2 separate regions of the Homo sapiens genome follow, and region 1 is linked to region 2. Evidence: chromatin loops called from intact Hi-C (ENCODE). Cell type or tissue: chondrocyte. All regions are shown on one strand.

Region 1 (2,500 bases), 1.3 Mb after region 2:
GAGGCCAGGAGTTGAAGACCGACTTGGGCAACATAGTTTAAAATTATTTTTTAAATTTTTTTTTAAAAATTATTTTTAAAATAGCTGGTCACAGTAGTGTATGCCTATAGTCCCAGCGACTCAAGAGGCTGAGGCAAGAAGATCACTTAAGCCCAGGAGATCGATGTGGCAGTGTAGTGAGCTATAATTTCACACTGCATTCCACCCTGAATGACAGAGCAAGACCTTGGATCTTAAAAATAAAAAAAAGTAAAACATTTGGAGTGAGATAGTTATATCTGTGCATCAGAGAAAAACAGTGGTAGAGGGAACTCTTACACACTGTTGGTGGGAATGTAAATTAGTACAACCTCTAGGCAAAACAGTATGGAGATTTCTCAAAGAACCAAAACTAGAACTACCGTTCAACCCAGGAATCTCACTACTGGGTATCTACTAAAGGAAAATAAACAGTTCTGTCAAAAAGACATCTGCACTCTTACGTTTATGACAGCACTATTCACAAAAAAAAGTCATGGAATCAACCTAAGTGCCCATCAATGGTGCGTTGAATAAAGAAAATTCCATATACACCATGGAATACTATACGGCCATAAAAAGAAGAAAATCATGTCCTTTGTAGCAACATGGATGCAGCTTGAGGCATTATCCTAAGTGAATTAACACAGAAACAGAAAATCAAATATCACATGTTCTCACTTATAAGTGGGAGCTAAACAATGGATACACATGAACATAAACATGGAAAAAATAGACACTGGGGACTCCAAAAATGGGGACAGAGAGAGAGGGGAAAGCGATGAAAAACTACTTACTGGGCACTATGTTCACTGTTTGCGTGATGGGTTCTGTAGAAGTCCAAATCCCAGCATTATGCAGTATAGTACAAACCTGTGCATGTGGCTCTTGAATCTAAATTTTTTAAAAATGAAGTGTTTGCCATTCTCTGAATTGGCTGTGGATTTGGCTTATTCTGTGCCTTCTATTTCCTGCTCCTCCTCCAAGATCCAATAAGTCAGAATCCATCCTAGCAGTCAACCCTCCTTGACATACCAAGGGATGTGGACAGGAGGGCAGGAATAGCACTGTAAGCTCAGACCTCTTCTGGCTGTCCTGACACGCCCCTCTCCTCTTCCCTACTTCCTCCATTCTGCTGCCTGGTTTATCTCTTAGCCTTTCACTTTCCAACCCGGCGTTCTGGCTCCTCCGACCTTCCGCCTGTCCCTGTGATTTTTTCGCCATGCAACAACTCTTTATTAAAATGACCCTACTTCCTCTATCCAGATTTTGCTTGATTTTGCTTTAATTTGCTTACCTCCTTTCTCAGGTCCTCATGACTTCTCCTAGCTACTTTATTGTCCTCTGATCTGATGCTTTTTCCCACATAGGAAAAGCTACTAATTGAATCCCAGCTTCTAAGCCATTGCCCACTAACCTCTCTTGAGACTCAAGAGACCTCACCAGCTGGCTGAGCCTGGAGACCTTGAAATCCAGAGGTGGCTACTGCAGGCTCTTCCCGGGTCGTGCCTGCCATCTTGTGGATATAAATGGTAACTACACCGAGGCTGGGCTCAAAACCCCCTTAAGGATCAAAGGACTTTGTTCCCTTAGTTAAAAACAAAAGTCCATGTTCTCACTCTTAGGTGGGAATTGAACACTGAGAACACACGGACACAGGAAGGGGAACATCACACACCGGGGACTGTTGTGGGGTGGGGGGAGGGGGGAGGGATAGCATTAGGAGAAATACCTAATGCTAAATGACGAGTTAATGGGTGCAGCACACCAGCATGGCACATGTATACATATGTAACAAACCTGCACGTTGTGCACATGTACCCTAAAACTTAAAGTATAATAATAATAAAATTTTTTTAAAGAGTACCTTAAATGCTGCCTTTTGCATCATGTCTTTGACTGGTCATTCCTGTCAAAAGGAATTGATCTTGCTTCTGCAGTCCTGAGGGTCTGCTCCATACTGATCCTGACGAAGGCATTAGGGTACCAGTCTCACATCTTCTATAAACCCCTCTATCCTTCAGAGCTCTTAGCTTTTTCACAAGCGCTTACTAAATGTTCTGGAAAGTTGAGAATCTAAGCTATTCAAACCATGGACCTATGATTAACTTGGAGGTGACACCTTAATTGTAAGTCAAATGCTGCAATCCTTTGCTTACCAATAAATTAGATTCCAAAAGGCTATTTTTAGATGTATGTGTTTGTGAGAAAGTTAAGCTTGCAGTCTCTTGATGTATTTCCACTAAATAAGAGTGTGAATCAGTCCTTTGAGGTTTTAAAACAAGGCATATTCTCATTTTCCTCATGGACAGTTCTATAAGCAACTTTTTTTCTCTTCAGCTACATTTTCTACACTTCTCCCTTGTCTTGATTGCTCTCTGTTTGCCTCCCTGCCCTTCCCCACCTCCCATCTATAGTACAGCTTTCTCTTCCCCACTCTGTGGTCAGAGGCTGCTCTACGTAGACAGCATCATCTCGGCTC
Region 2 (2,500 bases):
AGTTCAAAGCTGGACATTGGAACTGAGTTTGTACCTAAGAATAAGTAGAACCAAGTTAGTCTCCAAATTTTTAAACGTCTGCCATGATGAACCAGGGTCTGTGTGTGTGGCAGTGAGAAGAGCACACTTGAAGAATGTACTCATGGGTGGACTTGGGACCTGGTTGGAGACAGGCACTACTATGCATAAGGCCTGCATCTTCCATTTTCCCTGTCTGATAGGTCAGTGCTGTCACTGTGGGAGAGAGAAGGCAGGCAGGAGAAGGGAGGTGGTGGAATTTTCCTCTTATTCTTCTCTGAGTCTCTAGAAATTTGGGTACTTCTTAATGACCAGACACATGTCCTGAATATTGCTCCTGCCTTACCCCCACATCACTGGCTACTGCAAACTCCTAATAGTCACCTTGATGCCATAATTAAGGCAAAAAAGACTGGAGGTGGCCATAGGAAAAGGCATTTAAAATACATTTTGATGTGCCATGAAACACAGATGAATGCCCATTCATTGGCTATGTTTTACATGGGCTTTAGCTGTAGAAATGCAACAGCTCTGAAATTTATACTTAGAGAAAATAACTACTCATTCATCTGAACAAAAACATAAAAGTTTTCCAGGAAATGTGAAGAATCATTAACTTCACAGATTCTGAACAGAAAGTATAATTGCATACGCTATAAGGCAGAAGTATATTTGAAAGCATTTGTGAGTGAAATGGAAACATGCCCCATCAATCCATTATCACCAGAATCACATAGTATTTAAATGGCCACAGATACTCTGACTAAATCAATTAGGTACAAAGACAGAAATAATGAGTACTGTTGGTGGTCAAAAGCTTTTCCAGATAGGTGTTTAGGTGTTGGAAAGATGACTTCTACCCACTTTTATTACCTTTATGCCATGGTAAATTATAGTAATTTCTTATGCCTTGGGTGAAAGAATGGAAAGATAATATTCACCGTATTGAGGATGGTTTAACTTTTCTATAGAGAAGCACCGAACAATCACTACCACATGAAAAGGGATAAAAGCTTTCTGGTCAAAATGTACTCTATTATGCTAGCAATATAAGCTATTCGACATATTCTGTTGTGGAAATTCCCAAGCTCCCAAGATTCCGATAAGGAACGTGCTGCACGAGCTCAGGGCAGCAAGGAGATTAGACAATAAATAAACAAAGCTCCCCTTTCACAAGCTGCGGTCCCATGGCTGAGAATCCGCTCTTGTTCTTCTCTCTTCTAACCCCTGGGTCTTGTTCTTCCCTTCCTCTTCTCTGGGTCTTTATTAATTGGGCTTTGTGTCTATTCTAATGAAAAAGGCACCGATGCTCCGTCCCACTCCTTCCTGCGCCCCCGTGGAAGGACGGTGGGGGGACGACGGCGTAGGTCCAGGGGAGCTGAGAGTGCGTCTGTGTTTCCCCGGAGACGCGCTCGGCCCGGGGGCGGGTGGCGGCGTCAGTCCCGGGGAGGACCGGCAGGGGGCGGTCGAGGCTGAGGACTGCGCAGGACCGCCCGGGCGGGACGTGCCGTGTGTACTGCGGGACTTGCATAATACCACTCTCCAAGTCAGGGTGCCTTCCAGGAAATCCTGAGCGAGTTGCTCATTCAAGTTTTTCCATGTTTGACGTTGGTGACTTAATCAAAGAATCAAAGGATGTCAGGGGCCTGGATTGCTGTTATCTTCTTTCAAAGGCTCTCCTTCAACGGATAAAAAATTAAGGCTCAGAGCAGCTCTGGGTCTAACTAGCTAGTTAGTGGCAGAGCTGACGCTGTAACTGAGGTCTACTAACTGCCTGCCCTAGCTCTGAAAAAAAAAAAAAAATCCATGTGGCCACTGCCAGCTTCTATTTACAAGATAAATTTCTAACGCTGAAAGAACATTCTCTCCTCTCCCGGTCCCTTCTGAGTTCGCATTTCTGTGGCTTAAGCTGCAAGTGGTGAAGCTTATTTCGGGAACAGAAGCGCAAATTTAAAATACAATAGAATTATGAATAGATTGCAATATTTGACTATTTTATAACAACCATAGACTCTGATGGTAAAAACAGTTAAAACCTAAGCCTTTCTTTCTTTTCTTTTCTTTCCTTTCTTTCTTTTCTTTTCTTTCTCTCCTTCCTTCCTTCCCTTTCTTTCTCTCCTTCCTTTCTCTCCTTCCTTCCTTTCTCTTCTTCTCTCCTTTTCTTTCTCTCTTTCTTTTCTTTCTCTCCTTCCTTCTTTCCTTCCTTTCTTTCTCTCTTTCCTTCCTTTCTCTCCTTTTCTCCTTTTCTTTCTTTCTCTCCTTCCTTCCTTCCTTTCTCTCCTTCTCTCTCTCTCTCTCTTTCTTTCTTTCTTTCTTTCTTTCTTTCTTTCTTTCTTTCTTTCTTTCTTTCTTTCTTTCTCTTTCTTTCTTTCCTTCCTTCCTCCCTCCCTCCCTCCCCCCCACCCCCCTCTTTCTTTCTTTCTTTCTTTCTTCTGTCCCGGAGATCTTAATGAGCTCCTTGTGTATTCTTTCTTTCTTTTCT

The links. A loop is a pair of places that touch in the nucleus more often than their neighbours do. Peaks named below come from ENCODE experiments on the same cell type or tissue, not always from the same donor. Only the 100,000 strongest peaks of a DNase experiment are listed, where the experiment ranks them.
Region 1: it touches region 2 in a loop (5-fold over the local background); 5 of 110 quality-filtered maps call a loop at or near these places.

The regions. Positions count from the first base shown.
Region 1 is chr18:5,056,401-5,058,900 of GRCh38, forward strand. No RefSeq gene overlaps it. Among named protein-coding and RNA genes, the nearest start is that of LINC01892, 24 kb to the right of the region's middle. In chondrocyte, a CTCF peak has its summit at 1,537 (motif pointing left); no DNase peak of the experiment used is centred here.
Region 2 is chr18:3,770,033-3,772,532 of GRCh38, forward strand. The region is part of intron 5 of DLGAP1 (DLG associated protein 1); the gene reads right to left. Among named protein-coding and RNA genes, the nearest start is that of DLGAP1-AS3, 110 kb to the right of the region's middle. RefSeq lists a silencer at 1,375-1,594. In chondrocyte, CTCF peaks have their summits at 1,234, 1,466 (motif pointing right) and 1,671; no DNase peak of the experiment used is centred here.